Regions from separate parts of the Homo sapiens genome. Here region 1 is linked to region 2. Evidence: chromatin loops called from intact Hi-C (ENCODE). Cell type or tissue: PC-3. All regions are shown on one strand. Links, peaks and the distances in the headings refer to the core of each region. The heading gives the core; the rest is flanking DNA.

Evidence for each region. Peaks named below come from ENCODE experiments on the same cell type or tissue, not always from the same donor. Only the 100,000 strongest peaks of a DNase experiment are listed, where the experiment ranks them.
Region 1: it touches region 2 in a loop (9-fold over the local background); 6 of 110 quality-filtered maps call a loop at or near these places.

What each region holds. Positions count from the first base shown.
Region 1 is chr7:140,654,284-140,670,637 of GRCh38, reverse strand. LOC105375535 (a long non-coding RNA gene) reads right to left here. Exons shown (of 6, transcript XR_928047.3): 5 at 14,797-15,049; 6 at 4,010-4,065. Among named protein-coding and RNA genes, the nearest start is that of ADCK2, 10 kb to the left of the region's middle. In PC-3, for the core only: a CTCF peak has its summit at 9,330 (motif pointing left); no DNase peak of the experiment used is centred there.
Region 2 is chr7:140,975,663-140,992,016 of GRCh38, reverse strand. It overlaps LOC105375536 (a long non-coding RNA gene), which reads right to left. Exons shown (of 5, transcript XR_002956518.2): 4 at 3,966-3,988. It overlaps LOC107986720 (a long non-coding RNA gene), which reads left to right. Exons shown (of 3, transcript XR_001744994.2): 2 at 9,679-9,792; 3 at 9,899-9,991. Among named protein-coding and RNA genes, the nearest start is that of MRPS33, 31 kb to the left of the region's middle. In PC-3, for the core only: a CTCF peak has its summit at 7,995; no DNase peak of the experiment used is centred there.

The DNA of each region.
Region 1 (16,354 bases), core at 4,992-12,991, 320 kb after region 2:
CGGTTCCCACTGCTGGAAGTGTGACAGCCATCCCTTAAGGAGGTTCCCAAACTGTGGGACCTAGGCTACAGACAGGAATGCGGGGGAGGGTGACCAGTGGCTCCTCTTGCCTTGATAACTAACAATCCACTCCCCAGAAGTCAAACCTACCACCACTAGCTTGCAATAGCACCAGCCATTAATTGCCCCCTTCCCTAACTTCCTCCTGATTTATTTACCCACTCAATCTAGGAGGAAAAAAAAAAAGATGTATAGAATATTCTTGTGTGTCTCTGATTCATCAAAGGGCTAATTGAGGACTTAATTTGAAACCAGGGGCCCTAGGTTCTAGCCCCCTAATTAGGAGGTAACAATATGATTCTAGTACCGCTCTCTTCAAAGCACAAAAACAACAACAACAACAACAACAAAACAATATGATTCCAGGTACGTCTTTCTGGACCTTTGTTTCTCCTTAAGCAAAATGCTGGGGGGGAATTTAATGAAAGCTATCCAAATTCAACTAAAAGCTCTAGGCTGGGCTCAGCGGCTCAGGCTGGGCGAGGTGGCTCAGGGGCTGGGCGAGGTGGCTCAGGGGCTGGGCGTGGTGGCTTAGGCTTGGCCCAGTGGCTCATGTGTAATCCCAGCACTTTGGGAGGCTGAGGCGGGCGGATCACCTGAGGTCAGGAGTTCGGGACCAGCCTGACCAACATGGAGAAACCCTGTCTCTACTAAAAATACAAAATTAGCCGGGCGTGGTGATGTATTCCTGTAATCCCAGCTACTCAGGAGGCTGAGGCAGGAGAATTGCTTGAACCCAGGAGGCAGAAGTTACAGTGAGCTGAGATCACGCCATTGCACTCCAGCCTGGGTAACAAGAGTGAAACTCCATCTCAAAAAAAAAAAAGTCCTCCAGATGTGCATTTATGATTCTGGGAATTAGCATATCTAACAGTAGTTAAGAATGGCAAATTATGGAGCTAAATAGGTCTGGCCTCAATTCCTAGTTACTTAACCTCTCTGAGCCTGTGTTCCCCATCTGTAATCACTGAAGGCTGTGGTAAGGAGTAAGCCAGCTGTCTGTGATGTGCTTAGCACCATGATGCAATAAATGGTAGCAAATATTGTCATTTATATTGTTGGGGGACGCAGAGGACTAGAGAGACAAGTATGGGTGAATATAGGAGGATATTTATTTTAAGGTACGCACTGGCTCAGTGGATTCACATTTAAAAACCTGAGCCCCAAACAAAGACAGAGTTTAGCTTATATAGGCTAGTATACAAGAGCAAAACAAAGGCGGTAATTACATAAATTACAAGTCATGTAATTTATGGCATAACTGTTGACTTGGCATAACTTGTGGCCTTGTATAGCTAGTGACCTTCCAGCTACGTTGAAAGAAAAACAGGAATTTATAAATTTTACTAAATATAAGCATTGGCAAACATAGTCATAACTAATAGTTCAGTACAGGAGAGACAGTAAAGGAATTTGTTTTTTTTCTTTTAACCTTGCTCAGGGGTGTCTGGAGCTCATTTTTGCAGGCTAGGTCACTACAACCTGTCTACAGCCTTGCTTGCAGTAGAGGAAAACTTGTGTTTCTTACTTAACCCTTACTTTTCTTGGAGTGAATAAATGCAGTATTTATTTTTCCTTAAATTTCTGCCTCAGTTTCCCCTTTGATGCTTTTTTTATAAACAAGATTTTAATAGAAAGCATCCCTATTATTTGATTTTTTATGAAAGAGCAGATCTTCTTTTTTAGGCACAGGCTGATATTCACAGAGCCATTAGCTGAGTGGTAGTTTGCCTAGTTACAATGGCTTTTATAGTTGATTGGATGCTTTTAATAAGGAGGGGTAAGAGGCAAGGGAGTATTAAACAAATTCCTAGTATGGCTAGAACTACTCCTATTAAGGTTTTGAATCCACCGAAGACAGAAAACCAGCCTTCAAAGAAGGAATTAGAAGTCCACCCCTTCCAAGTTTGGACTGGAACATGGGCTAATTTTTTTGTTTTTGCAGTTATTTTCATCATAGCTTTCCCGTTGTTATTAATTTTTAGGCAGTAATTAGTTAGATTAAACTTTTTTCATACTTCTCCTTCCTGGGCTAGGAGGTAGTTTAAAGCTAAACTCTTTTGGTAGATGGCATTTTTTATTTTTGTGGCTTGCTGGGCAGTAAATCCAATGCGTTTGCTGTTTCATTAGTGATGATTTTAAGTACTGCCTGCAACCTTGTGATGTGGTTAAGCATGTAAATTGGGGTACGGTATCCCAACGACCCATCTTGTGCCTAGCTGGCCCATAGTACTGAATTATTCTTTCAGGGAGCCAATCTGTGTCTTTTTAATTTTCTATTTTTGTGTCTTTTTTTATGTCTCTATTTCTTTTGTGTTTTGTTTAAAATTTTATTATAGACAGGACACCCTAAAGTTTTTCCTTGTTGCAGTGGGAGTAAGAAGAAAGATGGCCTAATTGTTCCAAGTACACAAGCCCCTGTCCATTTGGCTGGCAACTGTTGGTAGGCCCATGGCCCACAGATCCAGCGGAGACCAGAGGGTGCTTGCCAGGTATTTGGAGCTTTATGCCGATACTAGGTATGGTTTAGAGAAGAGAAATGGGAGAATGGATTTGGATGAGGTGATTTGGAGTTATCTTTGCCCTGCCACAAAGTTTTCCGTAGTGTTTCATTATAATATTGCTGTCCTAAGCAGGTTAGTTCTCCTACTGGGTCTGTAAAAGCCTTTCCCCAGTGAGCAACAGAGTATCTTTCTGTAATAGAAGTTTTTAGGAGCCAGATGCTTGAACTTATGGGTGTCAGTTCAGGGTCAGAGTAAAATAATTTTGTGGCATTAACTTTTTTGCTTCCTAAGGCCATTGGTCTCCCATGTTAGTTCCTCCACAAACATAACATGAGGAAATGCCTAGGCTGCCAGCAATGTTTTCAGCCAGCTGAGCAAACAGGTTTTTGGTTAAAGGAGGAGGCTCTGGTAACTTTTAGTCTACATGCTTATAGAATGATTTAAAGACTCAGAATTGTTGCTGGGCCAGATGGGTCCGGGTTTCCTTTTTGATAACATATAGGTAGGTTGCTGGGTATGTGTGTATGTAGACATGTGTGGGGTAACCTGCAGTCCACATGGGTAGGTTTGGCCTTAGAATGGTGAAATTTATAGGATCACAGGTTTTTGTTTTACAATCTGGTTTTACCATCATTTTGGTAAGCATAATTGGCCTTTGTTGTGTGCTAGGGTGCCACGATATGCAATACTGACAATCTTTTTCTGGGGTCCCAGGGGGACGAGGTGACTTGCATACATATTTGTAGTCATTTTTATAGTCTCTTTTTAAAGGTAGGTTACGACAGACGGGTGAGTCTAGGTATGCTACCTGACAAGCATCAAAATATAGAGAAATAGGCCCTAGGTAAAAGGGAGGGACCTTGGTTTGGTTTAAGAGGGAACAGTCCTTTGACCCTGCATGGATTTCAAACCATTTACCAGGTGAAAACTTGGTGTCATAACATACATAAGGTTGGTTATTTCCTGGGTCACAAATTGAGTAGGAGGTCTGATTATAAATACAAGTTCCTAAGCGAGTCCTTGTACACTCATAATAAGTATGGCACAATAGAGTTTTAGTTATACTGTTCCCTGACCAGGTAGTATGTGTACAGTGGGGACATCCTTCTATAGGTGCTTCTTCTAGCATAGTTAGGGGGGGTAACAACAGCAAAACAATGTACAGCATATTTATATTCAGCAAGGATAGAAGAGGTCTTTACCTGGGGGAGGAGATTGGGCACAGCGACAGAACAACAGGAAAACAGTTAGTATTACAAGGAAAGCTACTAGCTCTAAGATTTCTAACCACATTTACTTGCTTGATGAGTCCTCAAGCTTCAGCCGTGGGTAGAGTAGTCAGCTTCCGGAGTGACCAGAGCAGGGCAGTCATCTTTAGCAGCAGCTTGGTCTCATCTCAGGATCAACCAGGTTGGGTGATCTGGGTCCTGCTGACTGGTCCACTTGTCCTGAGCTGCCGGTTTTAGCCAACTGTGGTGGATCCAAGGTAAAACACCTGCAACTTTAACAGCAGTGGGAGTGGACAAGATTACAGTATAGGGCCCATCCCATATGGGTCCTAGAGAAGTTGGATTCCACTTTTTAACCCAAACAGAGTCTCCAGGTTTAAAGGGGTGTACTGGGCCTGTCAGCCTTATAGGCATTCTTTCTCGTACCCAGCCATGAACCTCTTGCATGGCTATTTCTAACGCCTGCATTTGCTTTCTTAAAGTTAATTTCTCTAGTTCCCGGAGAGTACCTTTTATTTGACTTATGATTGGGGGAGGCCCACCGAACAAAATTTCACAGGGTGAATACCCAGTTTGTTTGGTGGGGGTGCACCTGACTCGGAGGAGGACCATAGGCAAGACCTGATCCCATCTTAGATGAGTTTCTTGGCAATATTTCTTCAGTAGCTGCTTGAGTGTCCGGTTCATGCGTTCTACTTTTCCTAAACTTTGTGGCCAATAGGCTGTGTGTAACTTCCATTTTAGTTTTAACAGTCTTGCTAGCGGTCTATCAATTTTGTTGATCTTTTCAAAAAACCACCTCCTGGATTCATTGATTTTTTGAAGGGTTTTTTATGTCTCTATCTCCTTCAGTTCTGCTCTGATCTTAGTTATTTCTTGCCTTCTGCTAGCTTTTGAATGTGTTTTTTTCTTTTTTTTAATTATACTTTAAGTTGCTTTTGAATGTGTTTGCTCTTGCTTCTCTAGTTCTTTTAATTGTGATGTTAGGGTGTCAATTTTACATCTTTCCTGCTTTCTCTTGTGGGCATTTAGTTCTATAAATTTCCCTCTACACACTGCTTTAAATGCGTCCCAGAGATTCTGGTATGTTGTGTCTTTGTTCTCGTTGGTTTCAAAGAACATCTTTATTTCTGCCTTCATTTCGTTATGTACCCAGTAGTCAGTCATTCAGGAGCAGGTTGTTCAGTTTCCATGTAGTTGAGCGATTTTGAGTGAGTTTCTTAATCCTGAGTTCTAGTTTGATTGCGCTATGGTCTGAGAGACAGTTTGTTATAATTTCTGTTCTTTTACATTTGCTGAGGAGTGCTTTACTTCCAACTATGTGGTCAATATTGGAGTAGGTGTGGTGTGGTGCTGAAAAGAATGTATATTCTGTTGATTTGGGGTGGAGAGTTCTGTAGATGTCTATTAGGTCTGCTTGGTGCAGAGCTGAGTTCAGTTCCTGGATATCCTTGTTAACTTTCTGTCTCATGGATCTGTCTAATGTTGACAGTGGGGTGTTAAAGTCTCCCATTATTACTGTATGGGAGTCTAAGTCTCTTTGTAGGTCTCTAAGGACTTGCTTTATGAATCTGGGTGCTCCTGTATTGGATGCATATATATTTAGGATAGTTAGCTCTTCTTGTTGAATTGGTCCCTTTACCATTTGTAATGGCCTCCTTTGTCTCTTTTGATCTTTGTTGGTTAAAGTCCATTTTATCAGAGACTAGGATTGCAACCCCTGCCTTTTTTTGTTTTCCATTTGCTTGGTAGATCTTCCTCCATCCCTTTATTTTGAGCCTATGTGTGTCTCTGCACGTGAGATGGGCTTCCTGAATACAGCACACTGATGGGTCTTGACTCTATCCAATTTGCCGGTGTGTGTCTTTTAATTGGAGCATTTAGCCCATTTACATTTAAGGTTAATATTGTTATGTATGAATTTGATCCTGTCATGATGATGTTAGCTGATTATTTTGCTCGTTAGTTGATGCAGTTTCTTCCTTGCATCGATGGTCTTACAATGTCTTTTTTTTTTTAATAGATGCAGAAAAGGCCTTTGACAAAATTCAACAGTCCTTCATGCTAAAAACTCTCAATAAATTAGGTATTGATGGGATGTATCTCAAAATAATGAGAGCTATTTATGACAAACCCACAGCCAACATCATACTGAATGGGCAAAAACTGGAAGCATTCCCTTTGAAAACTGGCACAAGACAGGGATGCCCTCTCTCACCACTTCTATTCAACATAGTGTTGGAAGTTCTGGCCAGGGCAATCAGGCAAAAGAAATAAATAAAGGGTATTCAATTAGGAAAAGAGGAAGTCAAATTGTCCCTGTTTGCAGATGACAGGATTGTATATCTAGAAAACCCCATCGTCTCAACCCAAAATCTCTTTAAGCTCATAAGCAACTTCAATAAAGTCTCAGGATACAAAATCAATGTGCAAAAATCACAAGCATTCTCATACACCAATAACAGACAGACAACCAAATCATGAGTGAACTCCCATTCACAATTGCTTCAAAGAGAATAAAACACCTAGGAATCCAACTTACAAGGGATGTGAAGGACCTCTTCAAGGAGAACTACAAACCACTGCTCAATGAAATAAAAGAGGATACAAACAAATGGAAGAACATTCCATGCTCATGGATAGGAAGACTCAATATCGTGAAAATGGCCATACTGCCCAAGGTAATTTATAGATTCAATGCCATCCCCATCAAGCTACCAATGACTTTCTTCACAGAATTGGAAAAAACTATTTTAAAGTTCATATGGAACCAAAAAAGAGCCCGCATTGCCAAGTCAATCCTAAGCCAAAAGAACAAAGCTGGAGGCATCATGCTACCTGGCTTCAAACTATACTACAAAGACGGGCATCCCTGTCTTGTGCCAGTTTTCAAAGGGAATGCTTCCAGTTTTTGCCCATTCAGTATGATGTTGGCTGTGGGTTTGTCATAAATAGCTCTTATTATTTTGAGATACATCCCATCAATACCTAATTTATTGAGAGTTTTTAGCATGAAGGACTATTGAATTTTGTCAAAGGCCTTTTCTGCATCTATTAAAAAAAAAAAGACATTGTAAGACCATCGATGCAAGGAAGAAACTGCTACAGTAACGAAAACAGCATGGTACTGGAACCAAAACAGAGATACAGACCAATGGAACAGAACAGAGCCCTCAGAAATAATACCACACATCTACAACTATCTGATCTTTGACAAACCTGACAAATACAAGAAATGGGGAAAGGATTCCCTATTCAACAAATGGTGCTGGGAAAACTGGCTAGCCATATGTAGAAAGCTGAAACTGGATCCCTTCCTTACACCTTATACAAAAATTAATTCAAGATGGATTAAAGACTTAAATGTTAGACCTAAAACCACAAAAACCCTAGAAGAAAACCTAGGCAATACATAGGCATGGGCAAGGACATAGGCATGGGCAAGGACTTCATGTCTAAAACAGCAAAAGCAATGGCAAAAAAAGCCAAAATTGACAAATGGGATCTAACTAAACTAAAGAGCTTCTGCACAGCAAAAGAAACTACCATCAGAGTGAACAGGCAAACTACAGAATGGGAGAAAATTTTTGCAATCTATTCATCTGACAAAGGGCTAATATCCAGAATCTACAAAGAATTCAAACAAGTTTACAAGAAAAAAACAAACAACCCCATCAACAAGTGGGCGAAGGATATGAGCAGACACTTCTCAAAAGGAGACATTTATGCAGCCAGCAGACACATGAAAAAATGCTCATCATCACTGGCCATCAGAGAAATGCAAATCAAAACCACAATGAGATACCATCTCACACCAGTTAGAATGGCGATCATTAAAAAGTCAGGAAACAACAGGTGCTGGAGAGGATGTGGAGAAATAGGAACACTTTTACACTGTTGATAGGACTGTAAACTAGTTCAACCATTGTGGAAGTCAGTGTGGCGATTCCTCAGGGATCTAGAACTAGAAATACCATTTGACCCAGCCATCCCATTACTGGGTATATACCCAAAGGACTATAAATCATGCTGCTATAAAGACACATGCACACGTATGTTTATTGCGGCACTATTCACAATAGCAAAGACTTGGAACCAACCCAAATGTCCATCAATGATAGACTGGATTAAGAAAATGTGGCACATATACACCATGGAATACTATGCAGCCATAAGAAATGATGAGTTCATGCCCTTTGTAGGGACATGGATGAAGCTGGAAACCATCATTCTCAGCAAACTATTGCAAGGACAAAAACCAAACACCGCATGTTCTCACTCATAGGTGGGAATTGAACAGTGAGAACACTTGGACACAGGAAGGGGAATATCACACACTGGGGCCTGTTGTGGGGTGGGGGAAGGGGGGAGGGATAGCATTAGGAGATATACCTAATATAAATGACGAGTTAATGGGTGCAGCACACCAACATGGCACATGTATACATATGTAACAAACCTGCAAGTTGTGCACATGTACCCTAGAACTTAAAGTATAATAAATATATACATACATATATATATAAAGAAAAGAAAAGAAAAAAAACAGTCTTGTTAAATCTTGCACTATTTCAGCTACAAATGCCGGCCCATTGTCTGATCCTAAAGTTAGCGGCAGTCCAAACCTGGGTATAATGTCTTTTTTTTTTTTTTTTTTTTTGAGACAGTCTTGCTCTGTAGCCCAGGCTGGAGTGCAGTGGCATGATCTCGGCTCACTGGGGTTCACGCCATTCTCTTGTCTCAGCCTCCTGAGTAGCTGGGACTACAGGCACCCGCCACCACGCCCGGCTAATTTTTTTATATTTTTAGTAGAGGCAGGGTTTCACCGTGTTAGCCAGGATGGTCACTTTGTGATCCGCCCGCCTCAGTCTCCCAAAGTGCTGGGATTACAGGCGTGAGCCACGGTGCCCGGCCGATAATGTCTTTTAACGTGCTTTAGTCACTTCTCGTGCTTTTTTTGTCCTGGTGGGGAAAGCCTCAACCCATCCTGGAAAGGTGCAAATAAGCACTAGCATATACCGATAGCCCCCAGCACGGGGCAGTTCGGTAGTCTGTAAGTAAGTTTTTACAAGGCATGGCTCCTATTTCCTGAATTCCTGGGGGCTGTGTGGGCCCCTGTGGCAGATTGTTCTGAGCACAGGTTAAATATTGTTTACAGACAGCTCAAGTGATGGCAGAGACCCGTGGCACATATAAATGACATTTTAATAACATTTTTAGTGCCCTTTTTTTCATATGAGTTCCTTGATGAATTTGTTTCACAAACTTAGGAGCTAACATCTCCGGAATGGCTGACTTTCCATCGAAGAGTTTTCACCACCCTCCTTTAATGTATTTTCCAGCTTCCTGGGCAAACCAGGCTCTTTCATTTGGAGTATAAGTTGGGTCCTCTTGGAGAGGAGGTTCTGGGAGGAGAGGCATAGCTAAGGCTTTCTCTTTAAAATGTGGCATAATCATTGCTGCCCGCTTTGCCCCTCTGCCTGTCTTTCTGTTTCCTTTGGCTTCTGGCATCCCTGCCTTTTGGTGCCCTCTGCAGTGCATTACAACTACTTTTTCTGGAGCCCATGCAGCCTCTAAGAACTGTAGAATTTTTTTCTTGTACTTTATTTATTTGCCTCCAGCTGTTAAAAGTCCTCTCTTTTTGTATATAGTTCCATGTACATGCAATGTAGTAAAAGCGTATTTAGAATCAGTGTAAATATTGACTATTTTTTTTTGAGACGGAGTTTCACTCTTATCACCCAGACTGGAGTGCAGTGGCAAGATCTCAGCTCACTGCAACCTCCGCCTCCCAGGTTCAAGCGATTCTCCTGCCTCAGCCTCCCAAGTAGCTGGGATTGCAGACACCTGCCATCACGCCCAGCTAATTTTTTGTATTTTTGGTAGAGACGGGTTTTCGCCATGTTGGCCAGGCTGGTCTCGAACTCCTGACCTCGTGATCCGCCCGCCTTGGCCTCCCAAACTGCTGGGATTACATGCGTGAGCTACCGCGCCCTGCCAGTATTGACCTTTTTGTCTTTTGCTAGCAGCAGTGCTCTTGTTGGGGCTATTAATTCTGCCTTTTGAGCTGATGTTCCAGTAGGCAGAGACTGAGCTTCTACTACTGAGTCTAATGTTACCACTGCATACCCGGCATGTTGAACCCCTTCTAGCACAAAACTGCTTCCATCCGTGAAGTACTCGACATCTGGGTCTCTGAGGGGTTGGTCCATAAGATCTTTTCAACTAGAGAATACCTCATCTACTGTTTTGACACAGTCATGGAGGGGAGCTCCTGGTTCCACTGGGAGCAGAGTAGCCGGGTTTAAGCTGTTCACTGTTTCTAAAATACTGTAAGGGTTTTCACATAGAAGCCCTTGGTACTGAGTCATCCTCAGGTTTGACAACCAGTGATGTCTTCTTTGGTCTATCGAAGTTATAACTGAGTGCAGCACCCAGATGCTTAGCTGCTGTACTGAGTGCAGCACCCAGATGGTTAGCTGCTGTCCCAGAGTTAGTTTACTAGCCTCTTGTGCCAACAAGACGGAGGTGGCTAATGTGTTAAAGCAAGCCATCCTAGCACCGCAGAGTCCAGTTGTTTGGATAAATATGCCACTGGGTGATGCCATGATCCTGTAGCTTGAGTCAGAACCCTTATAGCCACTCCCTTTTGTTCATGAACATATAGAAAGGAAGGCTTAGTTACGTCTGGTAGTCCTAAGGCTGGGGACTGGGCCAAAGCTTCCTTGATCTGTTTGAATGCTATTTCCTGATTAGTTTCCCAGAGTAGGGGCTCTTTTTCTCCCCACTTTGTGGCTTCATATAACGGCTTAGCCATCAGTGAAAAATTTGGAATCCAGATGCAGCAGAATCCTGCTGCCCCTAAAAATTCTCTCATTTGACGTCAGGTGGTCGGGGTTGGAAGTGCACAAATGGCTTGCTTCCGCTCATCGCCAAGCCGGCGTTCCCCCTGGCTCACTATGAAACCTAGATATTTAACCTCTTCATGGCAAATTGGTTTTTGTTTTGTTTTGTTTTGTTTTTGAGATGGAGTCTCAATCTGTCGCCCAGGCTGGAGTGCAGTGGTGTGATCTCAGCTCACTGCAACCTCCGCCCTCTGAGTTCAAGCAATTCTCCTCCCTCAGCCTCCTGAGTAGCTGGGATTACAGGCACCTGCCACCACACCTGGCTAATTTTTTGTGTGTTTAGTAGAGATGGGGTTTCACCATGTTGGCCAGGCTGGTCTTGAACTCCTGACCTCGTGATCCACCCACCTCAGCCTCCCAAAGTGCTGGGATTACAGGCGTGAGCCACTGCACCTGGCCAAATTTGAGCTTTCTTTTTAGGTACTTTGCAACCTGCTTTTCATAGGAGATGGAGGAGGTCTTGGGTTCCCTGATAACAGTCCTCTTGGGTTGGGGCCGCCAAAAGAAGGTCATCTACATACTGTAACGAGGCACAGTTATCATTTGGCAGGGTATAGGCCTTGAGGTCTGAGGCCAATGCTTCCCCAAAGATTGTGGGAAAGTTTTTAAACCCTTGCAGGAACCTAGTCCAGGTGAGCTGGGTAGCTTCTTTGTCCCATTGAAATGCAAAGATAGGCTGACTAACTGGTACCATGCAGATATGAAGGAAAGCATCCTTTAAGTCTCAGACTGTAAACCAGGTAGCACTTGCTGAAATGAGTTCCATTAAATTATACAGGTTGGGTACCACTGGATGGATGGTTACTGTGGCCCAGTTTACGGCATGCAAGTCCTGCACTGGTCTATATTCATCAGACCCTGGTCCTGGTAGTGGCTTTTGTACTGGCAAAAGTACAGTATTCCAGGGCAACTGGCATTGGACTAAAATCCCCTGTTTATAGAGCGGCTGTAAGTGTTTACAGATGCCCCATACAGCCTTTTGGGTAACTGGGTACTGATGAACCTGAACAGGATCTGCTCCTGGTTTTAATTCTACTACTACTGGTGCATGATTTACAGCTAACCCAGGTGGGTTGTCCTCAGCCCATACTCCAGTAATTTCTTTAACTAACTGAAATAATAATTTTTCTTCCTCTTGTGTATGAGGTTGCATTGGTGCCTGAAATCTCTTTTTATAAAGTCTCCACTCCTCAGCCTGCAGGACAGTAAAGGTTAACACCATGGCCTTTGGGTGAGTCAGATTTAAAGTTATACCTCCCTGGGGGCCAAAAGTAATCCATGTTTGCAGTTTTTGGAGTGGGTCTCTCCCTAACAAGGGAACTGGACAATTTGGGAAGTATAGTAATTTATGCTGGACTTCTCGTCCTCCTGTAACACAACTCCTTGACCGGCAGAATGGCCTCCTCTCTGAGACTTCAGTAGCCCCTACAATAGTTGTATAGTTTTTAGTGGCCCTATGGGTTGAGTTACTACAGAGTGTTCAGCCCCAGTATCTACCATAAAGTCCATTGAACGGCTTCCAACTTTTAATGTGACCATAGGCTCCTGAAGGCCCAATGAGAAGGAGTGCGGTCTGTCCTAGTCCTCATATCTTTCAGCCCCTGCCAGCCTGATCAGATCAGTATCTGGTTCTGCCAGGGTGTGGCAGCCCCTGGCCGGTGGCCTCTTTGTCTCTCCGCCTTGGCCATTTCCCTCATTGCCTTATGGACATTTATCCTTCCAGTGTCCTTTCTTTTTGCATTGTGCACATTGATCCTTCTCTAACCTTGGTCAGCTCTTGAATCCTTGTCTTGGCCTCTTCCATGTCCATGTCCACGTCCACTTCCTCATCCTCTCACATTGCTAGTGTCTCTCTCTATGAGGGCTGTTGCCAACAGATCGGCTTTCTTTTTAAGCCTCCGATCTGCTTCCTTCTTTGCCTCCTGGTCATGGTTAACATACACTTTGGTGGCTACTTCTTTTTGTTTGTTTGTTTTTTGAGACGGAGTCTCGCTCTGTCGCCCAGACTGGAGTGCAGTGGTGCGATCTCAGCTAACTGCAAGCTCTGCCTCCTAGGTTCACGCCATTCTCCTGCCTCAGCCTCCCGAGTATTTTTAGTAGAGACAGGGTTTCACCGTGTTAGCCAGGATGGTCTCAATCTCCTGACCTTGTGATCTGCCCGCCTCGGCCTCCCAAAGTGCTGGGATTACAGGTGTGATCCCACCTGTAATCCTCCACCCTCCTACTTATAGAAGTAGCCTGGTGGCTACTTCTATAAGCTGGGTGGCATTCATGCCTGCGAAACCTTCCAGTTTCTGAAGGTTTCGCTTTATGTCACCCTGGGCCTGTCCTACAAATGATATATTTACCATACGCTGATTTTCAAGAGCCTCAGGGTCAAATGGGGTGAAAAGCCAGTATATCTCAGAGTCTTTCATAAAACTGGCTAGGGCTCTCATCACTTTCCTGAAGCATCCCTGAGATCTTTTCTTATTGATTGCCCTTTTTCCACCATCTCTTAGCCCTTTCAGAAGTGTCTTCGGTACCTCTGCAAATGCTGAAGCTGGGTCGCATCTTCTGGGTCCCAGTTGGGATCTTGGTCTGGGAACTGGCCCTGAGCGTATGCCTGAGCATTCACTGCATCTGCTGGTGCATGGGCTTCTAGCCAGCGGAGAGTTGCTGGGTTACTCTCCTGCGGTCCTCAGTGTTAAACAGCGTGAGAAGAAGCTGCCTGCAGTCTGGCCAGGTTGGATTGTGTGTCAGAAAGATGGACTGCATCAGATCTACAAGAGCTTGGGGCTTCTCTGTATAGGAGGGAGTATGGTGTTTCCAGTTTAAGAGATTAGTGGTTGAAAAGGGCTCATAGATGAAAATCTGTTGCCCCCCTTGGACTTGGCCTTGGTCATCATAATAAATGGGTCCTCATGTCTCCCTGAGAGGCATTTACATGCTTGAGCACAGCCAGATCTGAGACACCCTGCTCGACTATCTTGATTTCCTTCCCTGGCCTCTCAAGGCTCTGATTCTTCCCTTTGGGGTGAAACTTGGGGTGTGCTAGCTCCTGAATTTGGTTCCTGGGGGGCTGTTGGCCTCAGTAAAGGGGGCCAGGCTGGGACATATGGAGGAGGAATCTCTGTTCCCTCTGGCAGCTCCTGCAAAACTGGCCTTTCTTGTTCCCTCTGGGACTTCCCCTTTAACTCTGTGTCTGTCGGCGAACCTGCTCTTACTTTCACTTCTGGCTCAGCTTGGGCCACAAGTGTTTTGCAATGAGCCACTAAACAGGGCTGGATCCAGGCTGGTCTTGTTTGTACTATATTTAACCATGAGTTAATGTAAGGAAATTGATCTGGATGCCCAGGCTGTCCTCCGACCCCTGTCACCACCCTAAATACACAGCCAATTATTTCCGTCTGTAGTTCCTTCGGTTGGCCATCCAACTCCAAAAGAAGTCCATTCTAGTTCACAGAGAGTTCTCAACCTTTGGGGGGTCAGCTTAACTCCATAATCCCCTGCAAAACCTTTCTTAAAGTTTTGTAACATGCACTCCAATGGAGTGGGTTTTGATGACTTTCCTCCTATTTCCTCCCTTTATGATGCAGCATACCCACTCTTCCTTTTGACTCAGACCAACCAGACCTTCTCCTATTATGGGAGTTTTCAGACACCACTTGGCTTTGGAGAGGTCCTTATTCCCACCACAATTCTGAGCTGTGGGGCAGCTCCTATTAGCCATATGTGGTTCGCCACTAGTCCAGGTTGGCCCCACACTTCGCTTGGAGCACACAGTCCACGCTAAGAGATCTGTGACTCCCCACATCACTCCCCACATTGGTTTCTCCAGGAACCATCTCTCACACACTTTCACACACCTCCCCATTCCCAGTTCCTGTGTTCCTAATTGGGATGGTGAGCCACTCTTGCCGCCTCCAGTTTCCTTTTCCTAACCAACTTAGCGAGCCACTCTCACATCCGGTGTCGGTTGGGATGTGAGTTTCATCCAAATTGGCGAGCTGTTCTTGCTGCCCCTAACCCGTCTGGGTCAGACTACCAGTTACACCCTGGGAAGGCTCCCCTTCTATCCTTATGAGACGGGTCCTGCCTTGGGCCCCAATACCTTACCGCAGTTCCTGAAGCACGCTGTTTCTGGAATTGTCCTGTAGCCCCTCTCAGGTTCTGTTGTGCTGCTGGGTAGGGGTGCTGGGTCACAGGAGAGCTGATTTCACCCCTCTAGGCTGAAGTTCTCCAGGTGGCACCTGGGGTCACAGGTCTCCCCAGGCCCGGGGCTCCAGCCCCATAGGGAAAGGAGACAGTAGATCTGCCGTCTCCACTCCTCCTGGCTGGCTCGCCAAGAAATGTTGCGGGATGCAGGGGACTAGACAAGTATGGGTGAATACAGGAGGATAATTATTTTAAGGTGTGCACCAGCTCAGTGGATTTATTTTTCCTTGAATTTCTGCCTCGATATTACCTAGATAAAGGTCGTCTTGTTTCTCTGACTACTTCATAAGACAAGCAAATTTTCACAAATTTAAAGGATACATTGTGGAAGGTCTGACTGAAAATAAGGCCCTTGTGGGCATCCTAGAAATTTATCTAGAATGGTGGCTCTCAAACTTTAGCATCCATCAGAATTAGTTGGAGCGCTGGCCCCACCCCATTGCTGACTTTTGTAGGTCTGGGGTGAGGCCCAAGAATGTGCATTTCTAACAGTTACTATATGATGCTGATGCTGTTGGTTTGGGGAAAACATTTTGAGAACCATTGACCTTGTAGATAGTGGTAGTGGTGAATATGGTGGTGGTGGTGGTGAAGATGGTGGTGGTGGTGGTCAAGGTAATGGTAGTGGGTGGTAACAGTGGTGGTGGTGATGGCGGTGACAATGGTGATGGTGGTGGTATTGATGTTGGTAATGGGGCGGTGGTTATATTGGTGGTGGTGATGATAATGGTGGTGGTCGTGGTGGTGGTGACAGTGGTAGTGGTGGTGATGGGGATGATAGTGGTGAGTGATGGTGGTGACAGTGATGATAGTGGTGACAGTAATGGTGGTGGCATTGATATTGGTAATGGTAGTGGTATTGTTGATGTTGGTGGTAGTGGTGGTAATAGTGGTAGTGATGGTAACAGTGGCGGTGGTGATGGTGATGATGTGACAGTGATGGTGGTGACAGTGGCAATGGTGGTGGCATTGATATTGGTAATGGTGGTGGTGGTGATGGTGATAATGGTGATGGTGATAGTGGTGGTGGTGGTGACAGTGGTGCTGGTGACGGTGTTGGTGGTGACTGGTGGTGGTGGTGACAAAAGTGGTGGTGATCATAATGATAGTGGTGGTGGTAACGGTGACGGTGATGGTGGCGACCTACAATCTCTGCAGAAATAGGCCCACCATAACCATCACCACCATCATTACCACCACTGTTACCATCCACCACCATCACCACCACCAAATGACTGGTGATGGTGGTGGCAGTGGTGAAAGTGTAGCATTGTAAAGAGCTAGAGTCAGCTCCCACACAGGTGAAGTTGAGAGATTATTACTGAGGCCCATGTCAGTTAGGAGAATTATGTCATACATATGAAGGCAACATGGGCAGTAAAAAACAAAACAAAACAAAACAAAAACAGTTCTATCACATATGAACCCTAAATCAAAGTTTATAAGGGCAACCATTGAA
Region 2 (16,354 bases), core at 3,346-11,345:
ATCTGCATTCCCAACAAGCTCTTCCAGGTGTTAAATATGCCTCTAAAACATGAGAATCCCTTTTAGGAATTCTGGTGGAAGCAAAATTGAAAGAGATAAACTCTGGTTCCAAGCTGCTTATTTACTAAGCCCCAAGATGCAGGCATCCAGATGACCTGGGCTCTTACTTTGTGCTTGGGAATATATCAAAGATGCATTGACTTTGCATTGTGGTGTCCTCATCACCTAGTCTCCTTCAGCCTCTGGTTTTATCATTCTCTCCAACAAGCTCAGACATCTGTCTTAATTTATCCTTCGTGAGTCCTTGGTGTTGATAATTGTTTATCCCTCTAATATGATCTAGCATGATCTCTTGTTTCTGCAACAGTCTTTATGTGGGGATGTTTTGGGATAGAGGTAGTAAGCCCATTCCAATCCCTGGGTGCTAAATTGTAGCCATGTGGTCTGCTTCAAGCTATCTGTATAGGTTGTAAATTTTATTAGGGAAAAGAAGGCATGTCCACAATGATCTTTCTTGTGAAAAATAATCACCTAATCTCTCCCCCTCCTTCATTAATCTTAAGAAGTCTCCTATTCCATTTCACAATCAGCATAAATATCAGGGAAGATGAAAGTGAAGAAAAGCTCAGTGACCTCATTTTGAGATCACAATTTGTCTCTAGCACAACAAGCGGGCCCCCCCAGCTCTTCTCCAACTGCAGATAACAGTTTGCCATATTACCAAACCCTCACTGGCGCCAACACCCCAAGGAGGGTAGGCAACTGGGTGATGTATGGACAATAGAAAGAAGAGGAAATGAGTCCAAATCATCTACTGAACTATGACCACCCCAAAATGTTGTGGGTTTTTTGTTTTGTTTTGTTTTTTGTTTTTTGTCAAGTGTTCTGCAAAGGACAAGTGCCTATTTCTATGATTTTTTAAATGGTTTTTTTAAGGAAAAAAAAGTTTTGAATTTAAAACAAACCATTCCAAGTGATGTAGCTATTTTCTCACTAAAAATTAAATACCTGAGAAAGCATCATCAAAAAAAACTCAAAGGGGTGATTGGTGTTATGTTTTTCTAATTATTATTATTATTCTGAAGGAGCCCCAACCAATTTAAATCTTGTGAAAATACTACGTGTCTGGCTTTCTTCCCACCTCCTGCCACAGTCCCCTCACACTAAGGATTTCACCATTGCCCTGGATGCACAGGAACTAGCCTGGCCTGCCAGGACCTTTCCCTCACCTTTCCTGTAGTGCTTGCTCCCATGTCATCTGGACAAGTGGCCTCCAGGATGAGTCACTCTATTTATACCTGGGCTGGTGCAGGTACAATGCAGAATCTGTTTCTGAAATATCACAGTCTCAAAAAGAGGGCCTTTAGATACTTGCTATAAATTTTCTCGTGGCAAAAGACAAATGTGTGATCTCCATCTTGTTTCTAGGCTACACCAAGTAGCAGGCCTGGCTGAAACACACAACAGTTTACAGTGCTTAGAGCCTTTCTGCTCAAAGTGTGGTCCCCAGGCCCCTGGGATCTTGTTAGAAATGCAGAATGACAGGCTCGCTCCAGGCCTTCTGAATCAGAACCTGAATATTACTGTGCTCCAGATGGTTTGTATACACAGAAAGTGTGAGAAGCACTGGCCTAGGATTTGCATTAACTTTCAGAGTTCTTAGAGGTCACAGGTGTATAAGGAATCCAAAAGCCTTTCTGCCTTCACTCGTGCAATTCATTATTCTCTTTGCCTGAAATGTCTTCCATTATGTCTTACCAACCTAGAGCTCCTACTCATCCTTCAAGGGCCACCCCAAAGATCATATATCCATTGAAATTTTTCTGATACCCTCAGTCAAAACTAATTATTTCTTCTTCTCTGCTCCCTTGATATTTTACACCTACATCCAGTATATGTCAATATTACACAGCCTTCATATCATAACTACGTGCTCATTTGTCTGTGTCCCACAAAAGTGTGTTATTCAAGGACAAAGAACATTGATGTCCTTGTTCATCTGTGTTCTTTAGCACCCGGCCCAAGACTTGGAAGAGAAACTCAATACATATTACTTGAAAACTATCTTTTCATCTTTCCTTCCATTGTTTTAAAGTCACATAATAATAAACCTTATGCTGCCTAAAGATTTTAACCTGCTATATTTTAAAAACTATTCTATTTTTAATATGCTAATTTACAGCAATAATTCAAAAGCACTTCTGTTGGCCTGGAAACAATCTCTGAGTATACATTGGATTGGGATAACTATTTCTGCCCCCTTTCCCTCACACATACACCCCTTTCACAAAACATGACATATTCATTGCAGATGAAAAGCCAGACTACTGGATAAAACAGATATTTTTAGGAGGGATTGTGGGTGGAATAATAAAATAAACTATTATATTTATTCATTTATAGTAAGCCTTTCTCAGTACCTCTGATATTTTCTTACAGATATATAACTGATATTACTACATCAATTGTGACTAAAAGATGAGAAAATAGTAAGGAGAAGAAAGTAAAGTAGAAGTTAAATAGTGATCCAACTGTCGCAATAATTAATAGCTGTCTGCATTCTTAAAATAAACACAACAGAAAACATGTAGGTAATAATGGGCACTTAACAGAGTTAGCATAACCCCTCCAGTTAACAATTAACTCTTGGGAGACTGTAATCATGTACCAGCCTGCATGAGATAACACATAGTTTGCAAGTAATATACAAGGGCAACTCTCCCTTCTCTGTGCTGATAGCAATGCACACATGGCTGATTGTCACTGCTCTGTGGTGACCAGCAAGCAATGCACAGCTGTAAGCAGCTCATGGACCATAAGACTCATCCAAATGACCCACAAATTTGACTTAGCATTATTCACACTTGTTGCTAACATATGCTTCTCCCAGTGGTCATTAAGAGAAGCTATTTAGCTGCACTTTGTGCTTTCTACAGTGCAATAGTCCTTGCAATATTTATCAATAGGTTAAATATGAATACCCTTTGACTGAGGAATTCCACATCTATACCACAGAAAATAGAGGCAAATGCACAAAAATGTCAGTTGCAGTTTTTTGTTTTTTGTTTTTTTGAGACAGAGTCTCACTCTGTCACCAGGCTGGAGTGAAGTGGCGTGATCTCAGTTCACTGCAACCTCCGTCTTGTTGGTTCAAGTGATTCTCCTGCCTCAGCCTCCCAAGTGGCTGGGACTACAGGCCCACACCACCAGGTCCAGCTAATTTTTGTATTTTTAGTAGAGACAGGGTTTCACCATGTTGACCAGGATGCTCTCAATCTCTTGACCTCATGATCTGCCCGCCTTGGCCTCCCAAAGTGCTGGGATTACAGGTGTGAGCCACAGTGTCTGGCCATTAGTTGCAGTTTTTTATAGAAAAAGAAAGCAATCTACATGTTCATCAATGGGAAAATTAGTATATGAGTCATACTACATCCATACCCTAGATATTATAGAACTACATTAGTTATATATAAAAAAACAGAGGTATATGTATATGTACTGACATGGGAAAATGTCAGTAATATAGCATTTTACAAATCAAGCAGCGGGCCAGGCATGGTGGCTCACGCCTGTAATCCCAGCACTTTGGGAGGCCAAGGCGGGCAGAACACCTGAGGTCAGGAGTTTGAGACCAGCCTGGCCAACATGATGAAACCCCATGTCTATTAAAAATGCAAAAATCAGCCAGGCATGGTGGTGGGCACCTGTAATCCCAGCTACTTGGAAGGCTGAGGGAGGAGAATCGCTTGAACTCTGGGAGGCAGAGGTTGCAGTGAGCCAAGATTGCGCCACTGCGCTCCAGCCTGGGCGGCAGAGTGAGACTCCATCAAAAAAAGAAAAGCAGCAAAATATTCTATTGTATAGTGGAGTATGAACCTACTAGAAATTGTACAGGAACAAACATGGAGACACATACGTATACATGTCTTTGTATATGCATAGCAAAAATTTAGAAAGCTACTCACCAAATTATTCATTGTGATAAGATCTGAGGAAAGAATGAAAGAAGAATAAGAAATCACTTTGAAATCCCTTTCCCTTTTTTAAACAGATACTTTTATATTGTTTAAATTTTGTTAAATTTTTATTTTGACAAAATTTCAGACTTATACTACGTTACGAAAATACTGTGAGGAGGCCAGCTGCAGTGGCTCATGCCTGTAGTCCCAGCACTTTGGAAGGCTGACACAGGCGGATCACGAAGTCAGGACTTTGAGACCAGCCTGGCCAACATGGTGAAAATCTGTCTCTACTAAAAATACAAAAATTAGCTGGGCATGGTGGCACGCGCCTGTAATCCCAGCTACTCAGGAGGCTGAGGCAGGAGAACTGCTTGAACCCGGGAGGCAGAGGTTGCAGTGAGCCCAGATCGCATCGCTGCACTCCAGCCCGGATGACAGAGCAAGACTCTGTCTTGGGAGGAAAAAAAAAAATAGTACAAGGAATTACTTTGTAACCTCTACCTAGATTCCCCAAAAGTTAACATCTGTCACATTTGTAATGGATGTTTTATCTTTCCCTCTTTCTGTTTTTTTCCCCTCTGCAATCTCTGCATGTGTGCGTGTGTGTGTGTATGTGTGTGTGTGTAAATTTTAAAAACTGTTTGAGGGTAAGTTGCAGATATGATCCCCCTTATCTCTAAATACTTCACCATGTATTCTCTAAACACATTCTGTTACATAACCATAGGATAATACTAAAATCAGGATAATTAAGACATTAACACTGATAAGACACTATTAGCTAATCTATAGAACATATTTAAATTTCACTAACTGCCCCAATAATGACTTTTATAGAAAAAGAAAATCCCAAGTAGTGAATCGAATGTAGTTGTCAGGTTTCTTTAGTCTCCTCTAATTAGAAACAGTTTCTTACTTAGTCTTTCCTTGTTTTTCATGACCTTGATATTTCTGATTAATACAGTCCAGATATTTGTGTCCTTCAATTTGGGTTTGTCTGATATTTCTTCATGATTCAAGTCAGGTTACCATTTTTGGCAATAAATTCACAGAACTGTTGTTGTATTCTCAATGTTTCACGTCAGGAGGCACATGATATCCCATTACAACTGATGTTAAACTTTCAACACTACTGGCTGGCAAGGTGGCATGCACCTGTAATCCCAGCTACTCAAAGGCTGACGCAGGAGGATTCCTTGAGCCCAAGAGTTACAGACCAGCTTAGGCAACATAGCAAGACCCCTGCCTCATAAAAAAAAAAAAAAAGAACAAAAAATACTTTGAACACTGGTTAAAGGGATGTCTGCCAAGTTTTTCTGCTGTTAATTTGCTACTTTTCCCTTTGAAGTGGTGATTTTCTGATTCCATCATTCCTTCTACATTAATTAGTTGGAATTTTACTATCAAAGAAAGCTTTCCCTTTTCCCCATTCATTCATTCTTTCATTCATTCATGTCAGTATGGATTCTTTATCCTCATTATTTACTTTGATGCAGAATTATTTATTGTGATGTAGAATCCATATTGCTATGGATTCTTTATCCTCATCATGTATTTTGATACACAAAATTGCCCCAGATTTGGCCAGTGGGGGACCCGGTGGAGCTGGCTCCCACATCCTTTAGACATGTCCCCTCTGTCTTTGAGCACTTCCTTACTTTCTGACACAAAGATGCTCTACACCAGCGGTCCTCAACCCTTTTGGCACCAGGGACTGGTTTCGTGGAAGACAGTTTTTCCGTGGACCCAGGGGTGAAGGATGGTTTTGGAATGATTCAAGTGCATTACATTTATTGTGCACTCCAACTTTTTTGGCACCAGGGACTGGTTTTTGGTCCTCAACCTTTTTGGCACTGGGGACTTGTTTTGTGGGAGACAATTTTTCCATGGACCCGGGGGGTGGAGGATGGTTTCAGAATGATTCAAGTGCATTACACTTATTGTGTACTTTATTTTTATTTTTATCACATTGTAATAATCAGGCATCAGATTCTCACAAAGAGCAGGCAACCTAGATTCCTTGCACAGTACCAGTCTGTGGCCTGGAGGTTGGAACCCCTGCTCTACACTCATTTTGTACTTTCACAGCCCCAACCTTGCAGTCTGCCATTTCTCCAAGGATATTTGGTTCTTTTTAATGAAGAATGGCACTTGGAAGTTAATTGCTACTGGCTTTCATTCTTTTAGGCCTTTTTTTTTTTCTCTTTTTGACAGAGTCTTGCTCTGTCCCAGTCTGGAGTGCACTGGCATGACCTTGTCTCACTGCAACCTCTACCTCGTGGGTTCAAGCTGTTCTCCAGCCTCAGCTTCCTGAATAAACACGATTTCCCCATGTTGGCCAGGCTGGTCTTGAACTCCTGACCTCAAGTGATCCGCCCACCTTGGCCTCCTGAAGTGCTGGGATTACAGGTGTGAGCCACCATGCCGGACCTTTTTTTTTTTTTTTTTTGAGACAGAATCTAGCTCTGTCACCAGGCTGGTGTCCAGTGGCAGGATCTCGGCTCACTGCAACCTCCGCCTCTTGGGTTCAAGCGATTCTCGTGCCTCAGCCTTCCGAGTAGCTGGGATTACAGGTGCACGCCACCATGCCCACCTAATTTTTGTATTTTTAGTAGAGACGGTGTTTCCCCATGTAGGCCAGGCTGGTCTTGAACTCCTGACCTCAAGAGATCTGCCACCTCGGCCTCCCAAAGTGCTGGGATTACAGGCATGAGCCATCACGCCCAGTCTGCTTTTAGGCCTTCTTAACAGGGTTAGGAAATATATACACAAATGCATACATACGTTCCCCCACCACACACACACACACACACACACACACACACACACACTTAAATTTATTTCTATACCATATTTATGTAAATATGTTTAAAAAAACCCATAAATTCATACCCATACCTTCGATTCTAATCCAATACCACTGGTTCACTTTAGCCTTCCACTTTCCCTATTTATAACTAATATATTTAACACTGGGACACATGACTCCCATTAATCACAATGTATTTACTTTGTTGCTGAATCTTAGGATACACAAAAAGTAGATTTAGAGTTGTTTGAATGTTTTATAAGAATGTATGACATTTGCAATTTGAAAGTCGATTTAAAAACAAAGAATAACATAGATCTGCTTCTGGAAGTATTGATTGGTACACGTCCTTTCTTTGAGCATTTCCTTACTTTCTGACACAAGGCAATTAGATAACGAACTTTAAATATGTGAAGTTCACTTGATGCTCAATTTTACTTCTCAGAATTTAGTCTAAGAGTAGAATGATATCTGTTTACAAAAATTTAGCCACAAGAACGATCATCACATTATTATTTAAAATAATAACTTAGAAACTACCTAAGTACTCAGAAATGAGTACTTTGTTAAATAAATTTTATTCAAGTGATGGACAACAAAGAAGTGGTAGAGTATAGTGGTTAAGAGCAGATTTTAAATCCAAGCAGACTAGATTTGAATCCTAGCTCTACCAATTATGACATTGGGTAATTTACTCATCTTCTGTGTTCTTCAGTTACCTTGTGTGTAACATGAAGCTGATAATAGTACCTTCCTTATAGGGTAGCCATGAGGATTAAATGAGGCCAAGGGACCTCGCCCAGCCAGATGCCTTCTTAAACATAAATTTTGGAGGACCATTTAAGACTAAAAATTTGGCCGAGTGCAGTGGCTCACACCTGTAATCCCAGCACTTTGGGAGGAAGAGGTGGGCGGATCTCTTGCGGCTAGGAGTTTGATACTAGCCTGGCCAACATAGGAAACACTGTCTGTACTAAAAATACAAAAATTACCTGGGTGTGGTAGCGGTTCCCTGTAATCCCAGCTACTTGGGAGGCTGAGGCAGGAGAAATGGCTTGAACCCGGGAGGTGGAGCCTGCAGTGAGCCTAGATCGCACTACTGCACTCCAGACTGGGAGACAGTGAGACTCTGTCTTAAAAAAAAAAAAAAAAGGCTAAAAATTTATCATCACTTTTTAATTTCACTCATTCAAAAAGCTGACTTTTCATGATACTTTTCCTGTAATTAGTCTATGTGCCATCAGGTGGCAGTAGTGCCTTAATCATGGCCAGTTTCTTTGCCTAGTAACAATTTACCGTAGGAAGATATTCTAGTATGTATGTTTTTATTCTTTGCAATGTTTTAATTCTTTATTAAAATATTTGAATTTAATTGAATATGATAGATATTTCTTATATAAAGTCATATTGGCTGGGCGTGGTAACTCACACCTGTAATCCTAGCACTTTGGGAGGCCAAGGCGGGCAGACTGCCTGGGCTCAGGTGTTCAAGACCAGCCTAGGCAACACGGTGAAACCCCGTCTCTACTAAAATACAACAAATTAGCTGGTCATGGCAGCGTGCACCTGTAGTCCTAGCTACTGAGGGGGCTGAGGCACGAGAATTGCTTGAACCCAGAAGGCTGAGGTTGCAGTGAGCTGAGATCACGCCACTGCACTCCAGCCTGGGCAACACATCAAGACTCATCTCCAAAAGATAAAAATAAAAAACAAACAAACAAAAACAGTCATGCATTGCTTAACAATGGGTATATGTTCTGAGAACTGTGTCGTTAGGCAATTTTGTAGTTGTACAAACATCACAGAGTGTACTTACACAAATCTAGATAGTATAGCTTACTGCACACCTAGGCTGTATGGTGTACCCTATCGCTCCTAGGCTACAAATGTGTATAACATGTTACTGTGATGAAAACTGTAAACAACTGTAACACAGTGATAAATATTTATGTAGCTAAACATAGAAAAAGTAATATATTGTGCTACCATGTTAGGACAGCTGGGATGTCACTGGGTGTTAGAAGCTGTCATTATATGTGGTCCATCACTGACAGAAACATTGTTATGAGGTACATATTGTATCAAGATTTGTTATAAACAAAGAAAACAGAAAAATCCATCTAAAAAAGAGAACCAACATAGTAAAGTTAGAGACAGCCTACTCGATTAAGAGTTACTTAAAGGAATAACATAAATTTGTCTTTCTAGTATTCCTGATTAGCTAAAAAGTTCTGGGCTGCTTCCTATGACTCTCCTAAAATGTCATTTTTATATAGGTAAAAAAGAAGAACAAGAAAAGTTATGTTTGTTAGATTTTTCCTAATTGCAGGATTTTTTAAAATTCAAGTTTTAGAGCTAGGTGGGACCTTAGTGATTTAGCCAAAGCCCCAATATTACAGTTAAAGAAATTGGTATTCCAAGAGCTGGTGTTTTGCCCACAGTCCCTTGAAGATGCAGAACCAAACCCCAAGTTTTATAACAACCCTTGACAAGTGAGCTCAAACAGGACACACATGTTGACTTGTGAAATTTGTGGTCACTTTATAAAGCTGAGTTTACAAAGCCAGTTCTTCACAAACTAAGCAGTTCCTCTTAGTCACTATACCTGCTGTTCAGATAGGTTAAAGAATGAAACCTAGGCAGTAGCTAAGAGACCCGTCAGTTAGGCATTTTCCAAGTAAGAATGATTATGAGGACATACGTTACAATTTCAGTTTTTAAGAAATGTCCTTGCTAAACTGGTCACCAAAACAAATGTTTAAATAATCCACAGGGGTAAAATAAAAATAAACAGGTCCACAGTATAGATAAAATTTTATTAAGTATAAATATTTACCTTTCTCATGTTGAATTTCAAATTGTATGATGTGTAATCTAATTATGATATCCTTTATTTCATGTCAAAAGGGAAACTTCCAACTTCCTCTCCCTCTGGCTTCACAACTACAGAGACCACCTTCCATACCCTTAGACTCAAGTTTTCTGTTTAACAACCTGCTTCTGTTATCACAGGAAAAGATGGTAAGAGACTCCCGGGCATTCCCAGACCATTTCTTTCAGTTCTCTAAGCTTTTAGTTGCTCTCAGTTTTTTTGAAAATGAGGAACTTCGTATTCTACAACCCACAGCTCCTTTAAGTCATCATTCCTTGGATCCAAGGTTGCTACACATACATTTCTTCTAGAAACTCAGAAAAAAAGAGAAGAGAGTGGAGAACATGAGGAGGCCTCAGAAAAAAGAAGAGTGGAGAACATGAGGAGGCCTCAAGTTCAATGTGAAAATGCAGTCAGGAAAAGGATTCTCTAGCAGCCTCCTCTTTGTCATCCCCAACTCTTCATAATAAGCCACCCATCCATGGTAACAAGTTTTTCTTTCAAATGCTCTTATTGAAATTTGCGGTCCAACTGGTTCTTAATAAAGGACAGCTTTAACTTCTTGGTGAATCACTACCTTTGCTTTCTTTAAGTTGATTGGTATACCCTCTGACTTTCAGGTGTATGTGTAGGTGTGAGGTGTATGTGTAGGGGTGTGTGTGTGTTACATTTTAAATAATGTATGTATATACAGCAAAAGATGGAGAAAAACTTTATTAAATCTCAGGACTGGAGATAACCTTTCAAGGTTAAAAATAATAAAAGAGGCTGGGCGTGGTGGCTCACGCCTGTAATCCCAGCACTTTGGGAGGCCGAGGCAGGCAGATCATGAGGTCAGGAGATCAAGACCATCATAGCTAACACGGTGAAACTCTCTACTAAAAATACAAAAATTTACATTTTTTTGTATTTTGTATTTTTTTGTATTTTTTTTTTGTATTTTGTATTTTTTGTATTTATTTTGTATTTGTAACAAAAAATTAGCTGGGCTTGGTGGCACATGCCTGTAATCCCAGCTACTTGGGAGGCTGAGGCAGGAGAATCACTTGAACCCATGAGGCGGAGGTTGCAGTGAGCCGAGATCGCACCACTGCACTCCAGCCTGGGTGACAGGGCAAGACTCCGTCTCAAAAAATATTAATAATAATAAAAGAAAACAAAAGATTGAAAAGATGGACTGCAGCAAATATTTAAACTTCTGTGTATCAAAAAGATATGTGTAGGTTTGAAATATAAGCAATCATTTGAGGGAAATAGGAAAACAAACATTAGGGACTAAGTACTAAATAAGCTCATACAAATGAGTAAAATTAAAAACAATTCTAAATTCTCAATAGTAATGGACAAAGAATATGAATACACAATGCATATGTGATTAAATGATCAACTTCACTAATGATCAAATAACATAATTAAAACTACAAATATATAATACTTTGCCTACCTGCCAATGTAACAAAGATGTATTAAAATGTGAATGCCCCAAACTGAAGGTGTACTGAAACAGTTTCTTTCATGTACTGCTGGTGGTAGGAATAAAAACTAATATGTCCTTTCTTAATAGCAATTTCGTAATGTGTTTAAAGAGGCTTTGCAATTGCATCAAAACAAAAACTGACAAAAAAAACTGACCAAAAAAACTGACAAATGGGAACTAATTAAACTGAAGAGCTTCTGCACAGCAAAACTATCAACAGGGTAAACAAGCAACCTACAGAATGTGAGAAAATATCCTCAAACTATGCATCTGACAAAGGACTAATGTCTAGAATCTATAAGGAACTTGCACAATTCAACAAGCAAAAAACGAGCAACCCCATTAAAAAATGGGCAAAAGACATGGACAGTTCTCAAAAGAAGACATACAAGCAGTCAACAAACGTGAAAAAATGCTCAGCATCACTAATGATCAGAGAAATGTGAATCAAGACCACAGTGAGATACCATCTCACACAAGTCAAAATGGCAATTACTAAAAGGTCCAAAAAGTAACAGATACTGGTGAGGCTGCAGAAAAAAAGAGAAACCCTTATACACTGCTGGTGGGAATGTAATTAGATCAGCCACTGTGGAAAGCAGTTTGGAGATTTCTCAAAGATCCTAAAACAGAACTACCATTGTATCCAGCAATCCCATTACTGGGTATATATACAAAGGAAAATAAATAATTCTACCCAAAAGACATATGTACTCATAGGTTTATTGCAACACTACTTGCAATAGCAAAGACATGGAATCAACCTAGGTGCCCATCAATGATGGTTTGCATAAAGAAAATATGGTACATGTATACCATGGAATGCTAGGCAGCCATAAAAAAGAACAAAATTATGTCCTTTGTAGCAACATGCATGAAGCTAGAAGCCATCATCCTATGTGATTTAACGCAAGAACAGAAAACCAAATACTGCATGTTCTCACTTATAAGTGAGAGCATTGGGCACACATGGACATAAAGATGGAAATAATAGACGGTGGGGACTTCTAGAAGTTGGGGAGAGGGGAAGAGGGGAACACCTGAAAAACTACCTATTCAGTATTATGCTCCCTTCCTCGGTGACAGGATCATTCACATCCCCAAACCTCAGTGTCATGCAATATACCCATGTAACAAACCTGTACATGTACCCCCTAATTCTAAAATAAAACTTTGATTTTTTTTAGATTCATAGGGGGTATGGGCACAGGTTTGTTACATGGGTATATTGTTTGACACTTGAAATTATTTAAAAAGACACTTGAAATTATTTAAAATGTTCTACTTTCTGATCCTGTAATTTCGGGGCGGGGGTTGTTTATTTGTTTGTTTGGGTTTATTTATTTATTTATTTGAGACACAGTCTCACTCTGTTGCCCAGGCTGGAGTGCAGTGGCACTATCTCGGCTCACTGCAACCTCTGCCTCCCAGGTTCAAGTGGTTCTCCTGCCTCAGCCTCCTGAGTAGCTGGGACTACAGGTGCATGCCATCACACCCAGCCAATTTTTGTATTTTTAGTAGAGACAGGGTTTCATCATTTGGCCAGGCTGGTCTTGAACTCCTGACCTCAAGTGATCCACCCGCCTCGGCCTCCCAAAGTGCTGGGATTACAGGCATGAGCTACCACGCCTGGCCTAATTTCAGTTTTAATAATCTGTACTAAAGAAATGACTCGAAGGAGGCACAAATATTTTAATATTAAGATAATCAATGCAGCATTCTTTTTTTTTTTGAGACAGAGTCACTCTGTCGCCCAGACTGGAGTGCAGTGGCATGATCTCGGCTCACTGCAACCTCCACCTCCCGGGTCCAAGTGATTCTCCTGTCTCAGCCTCCTGAGTAGCTGGGATTACAGGTGCGTGCCACCACGCCCCGCTAATTTTTGTATTTTTTAGTAGAGATGGGGTTTCACCATGTTGGTCAGGCAGGTCTCGAACTCCTGACCTCATGATCCGCCCACCTCGGCCTCCCAAATTGCTGGGATTACAGGCATGAGCCACTGTACCCAGCCAATGCAGCATTTTTATGCAAGTGAAAAGTTTGACGTTAACTTAACATCTAACACTTGGGGTCTGTTTAGACAAATTTCATAAGTAAAACACTAGTTAGCCATTTGAAATGATAGGCATAATAATTTTTTAAATAAGAAAAATGTATATTGTATAATATTACGTGTAAAAAGCAGGGCATAACTTTTTTATAATGCAGGGGGAAACAGACTGGAAGAAAGTGTTTCCAAAGGTTAGCAGTGTTTCTAACTGGGAGATGGGATATCAACTTATTTAATTTCTGCTTCTTTATACTTTTCTGCACTTTTAAAACTTTCTGGCCAGATGCGGTGGCTCACATCTGTAATCCCAACACTTTGGGAGGCCGAGGTGGGTGGATCACTTGAGTTCAGGAGTTTGAGACCAGCTGGCCAACATGGTGAAACCCTGTCTCTACTAAAAATACAAAAATTAGCCGGGTGTGGTGACACGCACGAGAATCACTTGAACCCAGGAGGCAGAGGTTGCAGTGAGTTGAGATGGTACCACTGCACTCCAGCCTGGGTGACAGAGTGGGACTCCATCTCAAAAAACAAACAAACAAACAAACAAACAAAAACAAAAAAACAAAAACAAAAAAAACTTTCTATAGTCATCATGTATTACTTTTCTAATTAGAATAAAAGAGAAATTAAAATAAGGAATAAAAGGAGAAAAGCCAAAGAACAAAATATGTATTAATGAAACTACTGTGATTTCTCCATCTTCCTGAAAAAAAAAAAATTCTTTAGAAGACCCTACAAAGCCAGCCTCTAGGTAGTCCTCCTTACCCTGATGTTTACAGAGAGGTGTTGGTTTATTGCAATATTAATGTGGTAAATTGAGACATGCCCTAGTTCCTGCCACATGACTTTATAGGGTGCTGAGTTCTCTGCAATAACATGCATAATAATCTTTTTAGCAATCCCTGCAATTAGGGGGTTGCCAAACTGGAATTGTTACTTTATTTGAGACAGGTACACACACATATGCACGCACACACAATACTGGAGATGCAGAACCAACTAGCCCCTTGAAGAAAAACAATGTAATTAGATCTCCTTTAGATGAAAAGATATTCTTCAACAACCTAAATATAAAAAGATTTTGTACTTATTTTTCCTTTGAAAAATACAGATCACCAATTTCTACCACATATTAGTGAGAGGTCAGGTAGGTGACACCACATCTCAGTGGTATCATAGGTGCTTTGGACCTTAGAATGAAAAATTAAATTGGCCACTTGTAGAACACAGAGACCCACTCAAGCTTTGGAGTTGAAGAAGCCACGAAGGAAGTTCTCAGGTTGCACCGTGAGAACCAATTTTCTCAAGCAGAACTTAATTACAACTGTACAACTATGAAAACATTTATGGAGAATGCTAACCTTACACCCACTGCTGGGCTTCTATTAAGCTGATTTCTTCGAACTGAATTGTTTCCATCCAGTGTGCACATGTGTATATGTGAGAGAGACAGACAGAGAGAGACAGAGAGAAAGTGACTTGGAATATCTACTGTTTCTGCTCAGTATCAACAATTTCCCTCCCCTCATCTTGTTTATAAAGCAGAATATTTTCTCTTTGCCTGTCAAGAATTCAGACAGAATAATATCTTAGGACCTAGTACTATTTGCCTCCCCCCATCCTGTTTATAAAGCAGAATATTTTCTCTTTGCCTGTCAAGAATTCAAACCGAGTAATATCTTAGCACCTAGTACAAGTCCAACTCTTGCTTTAAATATAAGAAAACCACTTTTGGCCAGGCGTAGTGTCTCACACCTGTAATTCTAGCACTCTGGGAGGCCAAGGTGGGCGGATCATAAGGTCAGGAGTTTGAGACCAGCCTGATTAACATGGTGAAACCCTGTCTGTACTAAAAATACAACAAAATTAGCTGGGTGTGGTGGCGCACACCTCTAATCCCAGCTACTCAGGAGGCTGAGGCAGGAGAATCGCTTGAACTGGGGAGGTGGAGGTTGCAGTGAGCAGAGATCATGCCACTGCACTTCAGTCTGGGTGACAGAGCGAGACTTCATCTCAAAAAAAATTTTTTTTTCCAAAGTTATACACCTTACTAGTGATAGTGGATTTACTGGAACCCAGTTGTATTCCACTGTTCCATTGCCTTAGCTGTGTGGTACACTTCCTGGCTTTTCCCAAAGATAAAACTAAGATATGAATATTTAGATTGTGCCTTTGAATGCAAAGAAAAATAGAAAAGTAAGTTAATGAACTAAATGATTCTGTAGGGGGAAAAAAATAGCCATTTGTGATGTGAAGGACTCTCGCCCTTCTGGGGTGACCTTGGAGCTGATTCAGAGATGGTCCCTGCACCAAGGATTGTGATCCATGCAAATGAGAAGGTCACACCCACATAGGGAGAGGAAAGAAAAGGAGTCATGACCAGGTAGATACCAGCATCAAGGACAATCAGATGATTTAGGAGAATGGGTGGGAATGGAGGAGACAGGGGTTAAACATTCTGTTTCAGCCCATTATTTGAAAATAGGGTGGCGGGTCTTTGGAAGAACCATGGGAGGGAAGTGAATAAGCACCAGTTAACCTTTCCAGCCTAACACACACACACACACACACACACACACACACACACACACACACACACACACACAAAGTACACACCCCCAGGGCACCTCTTAGACTCACCGCCTTAGAACAGTACTGATACACAAACATGCCCTTTGGCCTCTTTCCTTTTGACCATGCAATTGCTTCTACTTTACTCCTCTGACCAGGATAATTTTTACTTGTCCTTAAACACTTAATTCAAGCAACACTTCTCCTGGACACTGTCTCTGAGCTCCCTCATTCCCCCTGCTTTCACCCAGGCTAGATTACATACTTCTCTTCTGTGTTCCTGAAACAACTTAGACGTACCTTACTAAAGTGCTTTTCACACTGCATGGCAGTTGTCAGTTCATTGGTCCGTCAGCCACGAAGGGACCAGCAGCTGTTGGAGAGGCAGGGACCTTGTCTTTCTTCTTTATATCCCAGTACAGAACACTGGGCTTGTCACATATTATTGAGTAAATGAATCCATTCATTCAACCTGTGACCACTGAGCATCTACTCGGCTAGGCCCTGGGGATATAGCAGCGGCGACATACAAATGGTCCCTGCCCTCAAGAATCTCCTGTTCTGTTAAGGGACACTGGCCTACTCCAAAAGCTTCTCTGAAGAAATTGTT